Regions from separate parts of the Homo sapiens genome. Here region 1 is linked to region 2. Evidence: chromatin loops called from intact Hi-C (ENCODE). Cell type or tissue: right lobe of liver. All regions are shown on one strand. Each heading gives the region's core, and the rest is flanking DNA. Links, peaks and the distances in the headings are about the cores only. Region 1 overlaps FRMD4A (FERM domain containing 4A). Region 2 overlaps FRMD4A (FERM domain containing 4A).

Region 1 (6,747 bases), core at 708-5,707, 120 kb before region 2:
AATAGCATCCATTTCTGCTGTTATACACCCCCCCCCCCCACCCACACACACACACAGGCTCTTCTGGTCCTGGGTCTTCCACATATTATGGCTGCTGTCCTGGTAGTGTCTACATCTCAGACTTCACCTTCCATTTGTCAGTGGCCTCTGCCCTTAGATCTGTCCCTGGCACTCTCCTCCTGCCCGGAAAAAAGGATCGTGTTCTCCTCTCTTGGAAACCAGGGGAAAGAGCTCTTGACACCCTGATGGACCGTTTGATTAAAGAACCCTGGAGTACCATGTGTAATCAAAGTCTGTATACATTTTCTGGTTCATGTTTAGTTCAGGGAAATTTTCCCCTATGGACTTTGGTGCTATTTTTTTTCCTTTTTAAGGGTAAACCCCAAAGTAATTGCTTCCCTGACATCTTGCATGATGCATCTTAAAATTTATAAGCAAGCCGAGGAGGAAAGAAAGGAGGAAAAGAGGCCATTTAGCGGAGTTGCTTTGGCTGTGAGTTCAGGAAGGAAGCTGTAAACATTATTATTTATGAGCTCATTCATCAGCCAATCAGTTGTCAGTATTTATCGCGTGTCTGCTCACTGAGGAAAGTAGCCTGGCATAACAGCAAGAGCCAGAGCTCATAAACACACAGTCTGTGGGAGGCTGATACCAGGTTGGTGGATTGCAGTTCTGATTTTGTGCTATGGAGTCATCGGGGCTAAGGGGTAGGTGGGGAGATGATCTGGCCACACCCCTTGCTTTTGGATAAGGAGACACCCAGAGGTTACATTCAGCTTAGATGCTAAATGCTTCAGGGCAGAGCATGTTTAATTGGTTACAGAAGCGGCCACAGAGTCTGGAGGGTTGGACAGCCCTGTGCTCCATTCTAGCCTTGCCACTCATTGAGTGATCCTGGGAATGTCCCTTCCTTTCTCTGCCTTGGTGATGCCATTTGCTAACTGAGAGTGCTCTCTGATGTCTAGGTTCCCTTCCATTCTGTTAAACACAATTTAAGATCTCTAAGAAACAGTGTACAGATGAAGTTCCAGGATAGCCAATTCGAGGGCTTTATTTAGCGTTATGTCTCTATTTCCAACCTTGCACATGAGCAGTATTGCTATGAAAATGGTGGAGTGTGTTCCCACTCTGGCTTTTATGCTAGGGCAGATATGTTTCATATTATTAGCTGACACGGATGATCATTAGTGTTCATTCATACTCTGCCATCAGGAGTCTACCCCACAGGAACCTAAGTTGGTCCATTGGACAAAAGCCAATGACTTTTGAACAGTGTCTCAGAGGCCTTTTCAAGCTAGGGCTGGGTTGCGGTCAGCTGGGAGGGGTCCCAGGTGGTAAGCATGCCTGGACCATCTTGAGGTGGGAGGACCTCACTGATTCTTTCAACGGACAGCTCACAGAGGGCAGTGATGCCTCTCCACACAGGACAGAGCCACTCATATGACCACGGAAGGGGGGACTTGGAGAGAAGACACATTCTGGTGGTGGAGATGGCCTTTTAGGCTGTTGAAAAGCTGCCTCTCCCATCTTTGCAAGAATCTCAGGCAGCGAAAGAAGATACTGCTGTGTTCACCAACCCGTGAGGAGGCTTCAGATTGATGTGACTAATTGTAGAGCGGGAAGCTCTTGGCTACGTGTCATTTGTTGAGGGCGTGTGAGTTCAGGGAAAGCTGCAAGGGCTGGAACATGCTAGAGCCGAGGATTAGTTTATCTTTAGAGCCAGGATAAGGATGAATAACCAAGGGGCTTCAAGGGTGTTATGATGCCATTTCGGTTCTTAGATTATAAAGGCTCACCTTCAGGACAGCTAGATTAAAATAGTTTTTAATGGAAATTAACTGGATAATAAATAATGCAAATTAAGCTTTTCTATAAATGAAGTGTCTTTAAATACATTATCTCATTTAATTCCATCCATGACCCTATTTTTAAGACCAAAAAAAATCTGATAATTAGAATTTGGGAAACTGTCAATGGTCACATAAGTGAAACTGATGAAGCAAGTTCTCAAAATCTCGGTCCTCTGAGTCCCAAGCCAGTGCTTTCTCTGACAGCATATCAAAGCTCAACAATTTGACTTCTAGGACCTTCTAACACTTTGGATTCGCTCCTGAAGTTAGCTCCCCTCTGAACCAGTCAGCATTTTCTGTGTTTCCAGGTGAGGAATCCTGTCTTTCTGTTAATCATCTGTTCTTTTCCATATTGAAGTGTAAAATAAAAAAGGGATACCACAAGTCTGGCTCAAGATGTCTGGCTTGACTCTAGCAAGAAAAAATATTTTTTTATATCGATGAAATAGCTGCCATTTTTTCAAGGTTCTATTCTCTCAGACTCTGTTTCTAGGAAATTACTGAGAGTCATATTTTATAACATAAAAAATTAAATGTATAAAAACTCAATTCACAAGTCAGAGAAGTTAGTGGGTGATTAACCACAATGAATGAAGAATGTCAATTGGATTATCCTGAAGTTTCTTTCCATTCTAAATATTTGATTTCAGATTTCTGGGCTTCTTTTGAATAGACCAGCTCCCTTGTCTATGTTTAATAGATTTCAATGGGTAACCTGCTGTTCTATGAGTTTATCTCCCTCATTTCATTTCTTTATAAATTCTTTTCTAAGCCATTTTCCTCCTTTGGACAATTTCCTTTTTAACTAACCAACAAATATTTGCTGAGTATCTACTTTGTGCAAGAAGAGTACAAGGCAGTGACTGGCTTTAGCATACTTACAGTCTAATTGTCAAGACAGGTTGGAGATACGCAGGAACTGTAACAATGAGAAATTTACAGGACGTCTTCAGAGAATCACATAAGAACTATAACAAAACAGTGCCTAACTCATCACCAAGTGAGCCCTAGGGGGCGCTGGTTGTCAGAGTGGATGAACTTGTTCTTGAAGTTCAAGCAAGATGTTGAGTGATGGATGAGTTAAGAGAGCAGATTTGAGGTGAGGGGAGTGGTTGAATACAACAAAGTCTGGATCTTGTTTGGGAGACGGGGAGTAGACTGGTTTGGGCAGATTTCCTGTAGGTGACAAAGGGTTGCAAGATCAGAAAGGCCAGTTGGAGATGTGATCAAGGTCCTAGTTCTATTACTATAATCTAATCCTTCTCTACATTTGACCTGTGAGAGGTCTAATCTGATAGATTCAGATTAGATCCTGAAAAGAGATTCAGAATTTGTAATAAGCCTATGGCTTTTCCGCAGATCCCAACTGTCAAAAAGCATAGAATAAAATTGAGTTTTGTCTTAAGGACTCTTGCTCTTACATTAATAATCTCTATGTTTTTCAAAGTGCGTTTGCAGATGTTGTCCCACCGGATGTCCTCAACACTCCAGGCAGGTTAGGCAGGACATCTTCCTATTATATGGTGAAGTTGGGGTCCAGAGAAGTCAAAGGGCTTGCCCAAGATGACTCAGATAATTTGCGATAAAATTTAGATACAGGCCAGGTGCGGTGGCTCATGCCTGTAATCCCAGCACTTTGGGAAGCTGAGGCAGGCAGATCACCTGAGGTCAGGTGTTTGAGACTAGCTTGGCCAACATGGTGAAACCCCATCTCTACTAAAAATACAAAAATTAGCAAGGCGTGGTGGGGTGCACCTGTAGTCCCACCTGCTTGGGAGGCTGAGGCAGGAGAATCACTTGAACCAAGGAGGCAGAGGTTGCCGTGAGCCGAGATCGGCGCACGCCACTGCACTCCAGCTTGGGTGACAGAGCGGGACTCCATCTCTAAATAAATAAATAAATAAATAGCATTAAGATAGTACTCAAGTTTTCATGATGGTTCATGCATATGTTTGAAAAAAAGTGATATTGACAACTTTTATGGAAATTTGGAGAATAATAATTACATAGTAATACAGTGAAGCCACCTAAACCACTGTATACAGAATGGGGCCATCCAGGCATGGGGCCCAGGGGAGAGGTCCTAGATATTTGGGTCTAAGGGCGAAACTAATATTTAGTATCATCTATCTTTCTGGTTTATTCATAAGTAAGATAATTGTCAAAAAGTCCCTGAGAAATGGTCATGTCATTGTTACCTCCAAGTCAGTGGCAAAAACCCTTCTTAAGCTTAAATTATTGCACCCAAGGTAAAATTTCCCAATGGGTATCTTTGAGATCTTGCTATTAATATTTTTAGTTACTATTTAGTGTACAAATTTATCTGTTTCAAATGGTGAAATTTGAAATCCATAACTGTAAAACTAACTCAGATGATTTTTTGCTAAATATATTTTTATTTCATTTTCTGCTGGACCTGTTTCTGTTAGTCTAATCGACAGAGACTAACTCAAACTGCTAGCATTGGCAGAAAGGGAAACTTACTGACTGATGTGACCAGGGAGTCTCAGGAATAAAAGAGCTCCAGGAGAAGCTGGATCAAGGACTTTGCATGGTGGCATCTGAACCCTGTTTCTCTGGCTCTGCCATGTCTTGGCTCTGCTTTTCTTTGTGTGGACTTCATTTTCTGGCAGATTCTTCTCCCAGCAGCTCTAGGGTTACTTGTTCTTAGAGTTAGTGAATGTAGGTAAATGAGCAGGACTCTCTTTCATGGTCATCTCTTACAAGCTGTCTTTGGATCTCTTGAATAACAGGCTCTTCGCGGGCCAATTACTGGGTACAGAGATGGAGATTTCTGACTAATCAGGCTGGCTAATGTGTCTAGACCTACTGAAAGGAAGGAAGGAAGTAATCAACTGGCTGATAACTCTGTCTGAATTACATGGGGTGGGAAAAGCAGGTTCCAAAAAAGGAAGAGCTGTATTATCAGGAGGGAGGATGCTATTTTATCAGAAGGGGATGCTAGGAAGGGCAAAAAGGATAGATACCCATTACAGTTGTCTGTGCATCTTGTATACCATGATAGGTAATCTGCAAAACTAGTCAGGGAGGTAAAGCATCAGTGAATCCCAAATCATGGCTTCAATTTTCCTCAAAATAAATATAAATGGAGAAGCACAATTGCCTAAATATTTTATGCTAGTTTGAACAAATCTCACCGTCTGTAAAATAAGATAATAATAGCTACCATGTAAGATTTGGGATAATTCAACCAGATATGCATGTAAAGTTCGTAGTGCTATTTTTGGCCCAAAGCAAATAGCACAGTATATACTAGTAGTCCCTTCCTTTGTCTTAAAAAGATATGAAATGATTGTCTACCTGAATTCATCTCATGCAACTCTTACATGAGACAAAATCCATCTAAGAAACAAGTTGCCCAGTTCTGTCTTTCTCCATCCCAGTCTCTGGACAATGAGTGACCACCTCTGGACAATCAGCTAACGCTTTTAGAAAAACAGATGTTCCTGTGGCCATGTGAGCCATTCTAGTTATGAGCAAATTTAAATTTGCATTCCTATCTTGAATAACTCACAAAATTTTCTTACCCTTTGAAGGGAGATGACTAAAATATGGGCTGCAATATGTTCTCTCTGGCAAAGGCAAAATGCGTGCATTTTACACATGATGGGGCAGCTATGAGTGCATCTCTGCTAAAAATTAATTGTACAGCAGCTTTGCAAAGTATAATAGTGGTTTGGAGAACATACATTACTGGTGCAAGTAGCAGTTTCTCATTGGCTTCTATGCCAGAATATGAAGCTTAATGGAACATACGGTATTTAGCCTGGTAGTAATCAAAGGTCCCGGAAACATGCTCTACCAAGACCATGTGGTTCGTATCAAGTGGGGAGAGTGAATTCCAATGTCAAGGAAACACTGGCCTGCAACTTCTGTTGCATTGTGATGAGTGCTTTTTATAATCCTGGATATTGAAATCTTAGCCTCACAGTCTGGACCTGAAGAAGCAATTTCCTGAATGGTAGATCCAATTCATCTTTCCAAGTACATCATGCACACCCATGGTTTTCCCTGTCATCTGTACGCTAATGGCTCCCAAATCATGTCTTTCACTCAGGCCTTGCCCCAAGCTCCTAGTAACTGCAAGTCCAAATGCTTTATCAGATTTATTCTCCTGCTTGTTCCACAGGTATGTGAAACTCAGAACACCTCAGCCCAGCTCAAATGTAGAATTTATGGTCTTCTCCCCAACCTTAGTTGGTGGTGGTGCCTTTGTGCTTGTTATCCTGGGATTAGCCTTGGAGTCCTTGCTTTCTGTCATCTACCTGGTTCAGCTAGTCATGGGCCATGCTGCTTCTGCTGCCTCAGTTTCTCTTGAATCTGGCCCCTCCTATGTACTCACGTCCCCTGCCTTAGTCCAGGCCTCTACTCTCTCATACCTAGTGTAGTAGTTCATTCTTGCATTGCTATAAAGAAGTACCTGAGAATGGGTAATTTATAAAGAAAAGAGGTTTAATTGACTCACAGTTTCGCAGGCTGTATAGGAAGCCTGGCTGGAGAAGCCTCAGGAAACTTACAATCATGGTGGAAGACGAAGAGGAAGGAGGCACATCTTGCATGGTGGGAGCAGGAGGAAGAGGGAGCAAAGGGGGAAGTGCTACACACTTTGAAACAACCAGCTCTCATGAGAACTCACTCACTGTCACAAGAACAGCAAGGGAGAAGTCCGCCCCCATGATACAATCACCTCCCACCAGGCCCCTTCCCCAAAACTGGGGATTCCAATTCAGACTTGAGATTTGGGCAGGGACACAGATGCAAACCATATCACCTGGGCTACCTGCAGGGCCTCTTACCTGGTCTTCCTGTTTCTAGTCTCTTATCACTGTTGCCTGTCTTCTGTACTTTTTCTAGAGTGTTAGTTATGAAATAAAGG
Region 2 (6,747 bases), core at 1,103-6,102:
TCTCCTACCTCAGCTTCCCAAGTAGCTGGGATTATAGGCATGCACCATCATGTCTGGCTAATTTTTGTATTTTTTTATAAAGACAGGGTTTTGCCATGTTCAAGACCCAGGCTGGTCTTGAACTCTTGGGCTCAAGCAATCCTCCCACCTCGGCCTCCCAAAGTGTCAGGATTACAGGCATGAGCCACCACACCCAGCCTATAGTGATACCTCTAAGTGAGTCTCTCCTTTCTTCCTTTCGGTAATTTTTCAAAGCAACAGGCACCTGATTAAATAAGAAAGTTGACTAGCTTTTCTAATGCCTACTAATGAAGTGAAGAACTAAAGAACTTCTGTGATTTCAATGAAAGCCCTTCAGAGATGTTCCTGGGCTCTTGTTACTGACAATCTGTTGGGAACTGTGGGTCAAACTACGATAGACAAATAGATCTTGCTCCAGAGGAAGAACGATTGGCTGAGATAATACCTCAGGACAGCTGGAATAACTTTAGGCACAATTCAAATGAATGCTTTTCGAGGAGGAGCGTTTTAAAAGTCAAGGGAAGTTCTAATCGGATAGCAAGTCAGGATAGAGCATTCCCATTAGCATAATTCCCCTCCCAATAGATGCAGACATGGGAGAAAGGGGAAATTGCAAGTATTTCTAATGATGATGGGACACAGCCAGATGACAAGATGACAAACAAGGTGACCCCCGTGGGAAGCGCTTACTGATTCAAAAATTAAATAATGAAGGCTGTAAGAAAGTAAGGGCAAATTTAGCCGAGTTAATGTCTGTTCTTTAGGTTTATTAGAGAAGGGCAAAAGCCAGACACTTGACATTGTTATTGTTAATTAACTACCATTATCACCGCCTGCTTTCTAGTGTCTAGATACTTTCTGGAATCTAGTGTTATCTTCAGTCAAATGTTCATTGGATGTGCCCTGTCATGAGTGTGATATTGCAAAAACATTCTACATTAACCACTGCAAAACAGCGATGTAAATTTGGCTCACTCTAGGAGAGCCCATCTCTACCAAATGTTGAGATGGAAAATGGGGAAACGACGTTGTAGTCAGTTTCCTCTAGATCATGTCAAACATTCAAAGACTGATTATTTATTTAAAAAATCTATATATGCTGCAATAAAAATCTAAATTAAAAAAGTGAAGAAACAGGCAAAAGGACAGGAGAGGAGGCAGGCCAGTGAATGTGTAGTATACCACTGGATTTCTACACGGCCCTGGAGGTGTCAGACATAAACTTGAGTCTAAAATATTCAGCTTGTGGCCAGGCACGGTGGCTCACACCTGTAATCTCAGCACTTTGGGAGGCCAAGGTAGGTGGACCATTTGAACCCAGGAGTTGGAGACCACCCTAGGCAACATGGAAAAACCCTGTCTCTACGAAAAATACAAAATTAGCCAGGCTTGGTGGTGCCTGCCTTGTAGTCCCAGCTATTGTGGAGGCTGAAGTGGGAGGATCACTTGAGCCTGGGAGGTCAAGGTTACATTGAGCCATGATTGCACCGCTGAACTCCAGCCTGGGTGACAGAGAGAGATCTTGTTTCAAAAAAATAAAATGTTCAGCAGCCACTGCAAAGAGAGAACATCCAGTTATGTGATGTATAGTGACCCTAAAGTCAAAACTAACCAGGTGTAGCCAGTCGCGGTGGCTCATGCCTGTAATCCCAGCACTTTGGGAGGTTGAGGCAGGCAGATCACTTGAGGTCAGGAGTTCGAGACCAGCCTGGCCAATATGGTGAAACCCCGTCTCTACTAAAAATACAAAAATTAGCCGGGGGTGGTGCTGCTCACCTGTAATCCCCGTACTTGGGAGGTTGAGGCAGGAGAATCGCTTGAACCCAGGAGGCGCAGGTTGCAGTGAGCCGAGATAGCGCCACTGCACCCCAGCCTGGGCAACAGAGCGAGACTCCATCTCAAAAATAAATAAATAAGTAAATAAATAAATAACTAAAAACTAACCAGGTGTTTGAGATGAGGACCACTATTCCTATTCAGACCCTCCAAAGAGGCTTTTCTGTGTCTTTTCCCATCTGAGGGGATACCACCACCTTCTGTGTCATCACAAAGTCAGGCTGGGGCACAGACAGGAAGGCTTCTGCCTGGCTCTGCACTCCTGCCTGCCACTGTCTTGCAGCACACCACTGACTTAGTTTACCAGAATCCAATGGCTCTCCACGTGAATTTTTTTTTTTTTCTTGAGACGGATTCTTGCTCTGTGGCCCAGGTTGGAGTACAATGGCACGATCTCAGCTCACTGCAACCTCCCCCTCCCGGGTTCAAGCAATTCTCTTGCCTCAGCCTCCCGAGTAGCTGGGATTACAGGCACACACCACCATGCCCAGCTAATTTGTTTGTTTGTTTGTTTTTCAGTAGAGACGGCGTTTCACCATGTTGGCCAGGCTGGTCTCAAACTCCTGACCTTATGATCCAGCCGCCTCAGCCTCCCAAAGTGCTGGGATTACAGGCATGAGCCACCGCACCCAGCCTCCACGTGAATTTTAAAGACACGAAGGTCTTCCTTTATGGAATGGTTTGTGTGATCTGCCAGGAAGCAGCCCCCACAATAAAGTCATTTGCTACGTGTCCAGATAGGACCACAGCTCCAGAGAAGCATCAACCACAGGTCTCCCTGGCTTCTCAGAGAGGCATTTTGAAGGTTGGGTTTGGCAACAGCTGAAGCCAAGAGTAACAGCTTTCTCAGTTTAGAGAGGGGGTTCTCTCCTCTCAGACCACACTTTTATTTGCTGGACATTATGAAAAATAAATTATAAGGCAGAAAAGCGAATGGGAGAGGGAAGGCAATATTAGTACAACTCAGACACAGCTGTGTTTTTGTGAAAAGCGAGTCTGTATTATTTCCCCCCAAGTTATTCCTGCAGCAATACTTAGTAGTTCTCTTTGCAATGCCCCCAGAAGAGAATCCACTTCTCAGGCATTCCTAAGTATGTCAGTCAGGATCCAGTCAGGAGATGGAACCGACGCCAGTTATTCTAACCGGGAGAATTTGATATAAATCATTGCTAACTGGGTAACTTGAAAGGCAAAGAGAAGGGCAGCAGGGAATCAAAGAGGCCGCTGTTGCAGGAAGCAGCTACTCCAAGGACTGGCGAGCAAGAGGAGAGCTGGAATTATCAAAACGGAGAAGCTTGGAGGAAGATCCCCGTGAGCTGCAACTCAGACCTCTGGGGTCAGGGCTGCTGTCCGGTGCTGGTATCTCTGACCTGAGAGGAGGGGTCTGTGGGCCTGAACACTGAGCTCTGAGGAAAGGGCTCTGGCAGCTAGGGCTGGTGTCCAAGGAAGTAGGATGAAGCTGGCTCTGCCAGCACTGGAAAAATTGCTAGCTGGATTCAGCTGTTCCTGCAGCTGGCATTGCTGGAATGAAACGCTCCTGACAGGTAGGACCAGCCAGAATGGCTTCATGGGGACTGAACAGGAGGTAAACAGGAATAAATGAGCCCTCCAGCCTTGCAGTCTCCCTCCCACGCCCCCTACCGGCAGAACCTAGAAGAGACACTGGAGCCACGCTTCCCTGTAAGCTCAGCCCAAGCACCGGAAAAAAGCGCCTGGAAGGGCTGATTTGAAAAGGAAGAGCCATAGCTTGCCACTGGGACAGTGAACCACGCAGACTGTATGGAAGGTTCCAGAGAGAAGGCTGAGGAGGCTGAGGAGGCTGCTCACCCTGCACAGTGCTCAGCGTTTTATGATTCCTTTCCCTGCAAAATAAATCCCCATTGAACTTCTCTCCCTTAGTGTCTCTTCTCCACATCCCTGTCTGTAGCTCTCTTTCCTTTACAAAATGATATCACCTGAGGTCAGGAGTTCGAGATCAGCCTGGCCAACATGGTGAAACCCCATCTCTACTAAAAATACAAAAATTAGCCTTGCAAGGTGGGGGTGCCTGTGGTCCCAGCTACTCTGGAGACAGAGGTGGGAGAATCACTTGAACCTAGGAGGCGGAGGTTGCAGTGAGCTGAGATTGCACCACTGCACTCCAGCCTGGGTGTGACAGAGTGAGAGTCTGTCTCAAAAAAATAAGAAATTATATTAAACTATCAGGTGCTAATCTTCCAACCCTGAGTCCATCCCCATCAGTAAAAGTTGTGTCAGAGTAGATTTTAAATATTTTCAACACAAAAATATAAGGCCTGGCACAGTGGCTCATGCGTGTAATCCCAACACTGCGGGAAGCTGAGGCAGGAGGATCACTTGAGCCCAGGAGCTCATGGCTGTAGTGAGCTGTGATTGCACCACTGCACTGCACTCCAGCCTGGGCAACAGCAAGACCCTGTCTCCAAAAAAAAAAAAACAAAACAAATTAATAAATAAGCAAGGTGATGGATGTGTTAAGCTTGATGTAATCATTCCACAATGTAAACATATACCAAAATATCACATGTGCCCCATAAATATATAATATATGATTATTTGCCAACAAAAACATAATTTTTAAAATTTTAGTAAAATTTTTAAAATTATTCATGTCTTTCTTAAAGGTAGAGGAAATAATAAAGTACATATTATGTCAAAATTAATGTCTTTTATTCACATCAATATAAAAAAGAATGAAAGATTAAGATTAAAACTAAATATGATGAGATAAATTTAAATTTAGAAATTAAAAGGAATAAAAGGTAAATGTCTAAAATAACAGGCACGGTGGCACACACCTGTACTTCCAGCTGTTTGGGAGGCCAAGGCAGGTGGATCACCTGAGGTCGGGAGTTTGAGACCAGCCTGGCCAACATGGCAAAACCCTGTCTCTACTAAAAATACAAAAATTAGCCAGACGTGGTGGTGGGTGCCTATAATCCCAGCTACTTGGGAGGCTGAGACAGGAGAATTGCTTGAGCCCGGGAGGTGGAGATTGCAGTGAGTTGAGATTGAGCCCGGGAGGTGGAGATTGCAGTGAGTTGAGATTGAGCCCGGGAGGTGGAGATTGCAGTGAGTTGAGATCACGCCACTGCACTCCAGCCTGGGTGACAGAGTAAGACTCTGTCTCAAAACATAATAAATAAATAAATAAATAAATAAATAAATAAATAAATAAATAAAATAAGACACTTAAAAATCAAGCAGTAGAATTAATGCAAAATGATAAAGAATAAGTTACAAATAAGCATTAAAATGATAGCCAGAAAGCAAATGAGATTAAAACTTTTAAAAATGGAAACAACATAAAAATTTTAAAACCAACCAGTAACACTATAAAACCAGTAAAATTAAATTACTTTGCTTTTTGGATAAGAAAGGAAGAAATGGACTGGATAAGAAAGGATAATTAATTTTAAGAGAAAACACGGAAAGGTAAGATAGAAACAAGGAGCTTAAATGTAACCATAAATAATAATAATTATCATGTACTAAGCATTTAAAGATGAATGACAAGCCCTCTACTGAGTACTTTGAATGTAGTGTCTCATTTAAACCTCACAATAGCTCTGTAAGGCAGATGCTATTGTTATCTTCATATTTTATAGATGAGAAAACTGAGACTTAGAGCGGTCTCGCAGCTCATAAAATGCGGAGTTGGAATTTAACTCGGCCAGTTCTCTCTAGATGGAGAGCTGGAGTTTTGTAGGAAAGCTATAAGATAACGCACCGTGGATGGAGGAAGAGACAAATTCAAGGTAATCAGTACATGTGATGTCAATGAGATCCCAAAGTAATACTGAAATACTGATTTGTTCAACAAAACATATCTGTGATAAGAGGACAATGAGGGCAAAGTCAGAAAAGAGAGCAAGGAGGAAATGAGAGGAAACAAACTGCAAAACTCAAGGATCCAGGGAATCAGTCAAGTCTCCTGTGAAATTGGCTTGCTCCTCAAAGCCCTCACTTTCCCTGGGATGCAGCCTCCTGGCCCCCTGGACACTTCCTCTGCCTTTGCTTCCTCCTCCATGAAATTGCCTAGGCCCCTTCAGTAAACCTTGTTTCTATTCCGCCTGGCCAAGAACCATGTGCCGCTGCCTAGTAGCAATTGCATGGCAGTTGCCTCAACATCCCAGGTCTCTCCAGCCCGATGTCCCAATGAGGTCATGTGGGCGGGAACATCCCCATCACTCTCGCTCCAAGACTCTGTGCTGACACAAGGAACGCAGTCCTTGAGGAGATCTGTTCCTTAGTTATATCTGACAATCCCAAGTAAATGATCTATGAGCCCGAGCAGCTACTCCCCACTGGTATTGATTCCTTTGATTCGTGCCACCATCTCAGCTAATACGCTCTGGGAGAGTAGTTTGAAGGTCTGGGCAGGCCAGGAAACTGCAGGCATGTTTCCTACTAGGATGTGCTTTGCTGGATGGAGGATGAGCACTGGAAAGCACCACATTGGCCAGGTCTGTCCTGCGGACTCCCAGCTCACCAAAGAGCCAGAGCGGAAACTCCAGGCAAGCAGTTAGTGCTGGTATGACACATGGTCAGTGATGGTCAGTGATGAATAAGTAGAATATTCTGTCTCGTGGAAATTACTGTGGGATTTGTTTTTCAAGGGTTGCATAGATGATGTGCTCACTTTCTAGGATTTAATAATTATGGACAAACGTCTAGGCATTAGTGCGAAGTTGGCAATTTGAGTGCCAAAGTTTACATGTATGCTTGCATGTAGAACATGCAAGACAATTGAATGAAATAATAATTTAATAGTACAGTGGATTTGTCATAACTAGAGTGATCCTGGCCAGGCACGGTGGCTCACGCCTGTAATCCCAGCACTTTGGGAGGCAGAGGTGGGCGGATCACTTG

The links. Hi-C counts contacts between places; a loop is a spot of excess contacts. Peaks named below come from ENCODE experiments on the same cell type or tissue, not always from the same donor. Only the 100,000 strongest peaks of a DNase experiment are listed, where the experiment ranks them.
Region 1: it touches region 2 in a loop (2.5-fold over the local background); 13 of 110 quality-filtered maps call a loop at or near these places.

The regions. Positions count from the first base shown.
Region 1 is chr10:14,321,662-14,328,408 of GRCh38, reverse strand. The region is part of intron 2 of FRMD4A (FERM domain containing 4A); the gene reads left to right. Among named protein-coding and RNA genes, the nearest start is that of FRMD4A, 5.9 kb to the left of the region's middle. In right lobe of liver, for the core only: a CTCF peak has its summit at 2,858 (motif pointing right); a DNase peak (open chromatin) is centred at 2,888.
Region 2 is chr10:14,197,594-14,204,340 of GRCh38, reverse strand. All of the region lies in intron 2 of FRMD4A (FERM domain containing 4A), which reads left to right. Among named protein-coding and RNA genes, the nearest start is that of FRMD4A-AS3, 130 kb to the right of the region's middle. In right lobe of liver, for the core only: a CTCF peak has its summit at 3,485 (motif pointing left); no DNase peak of the experiment used is centred there.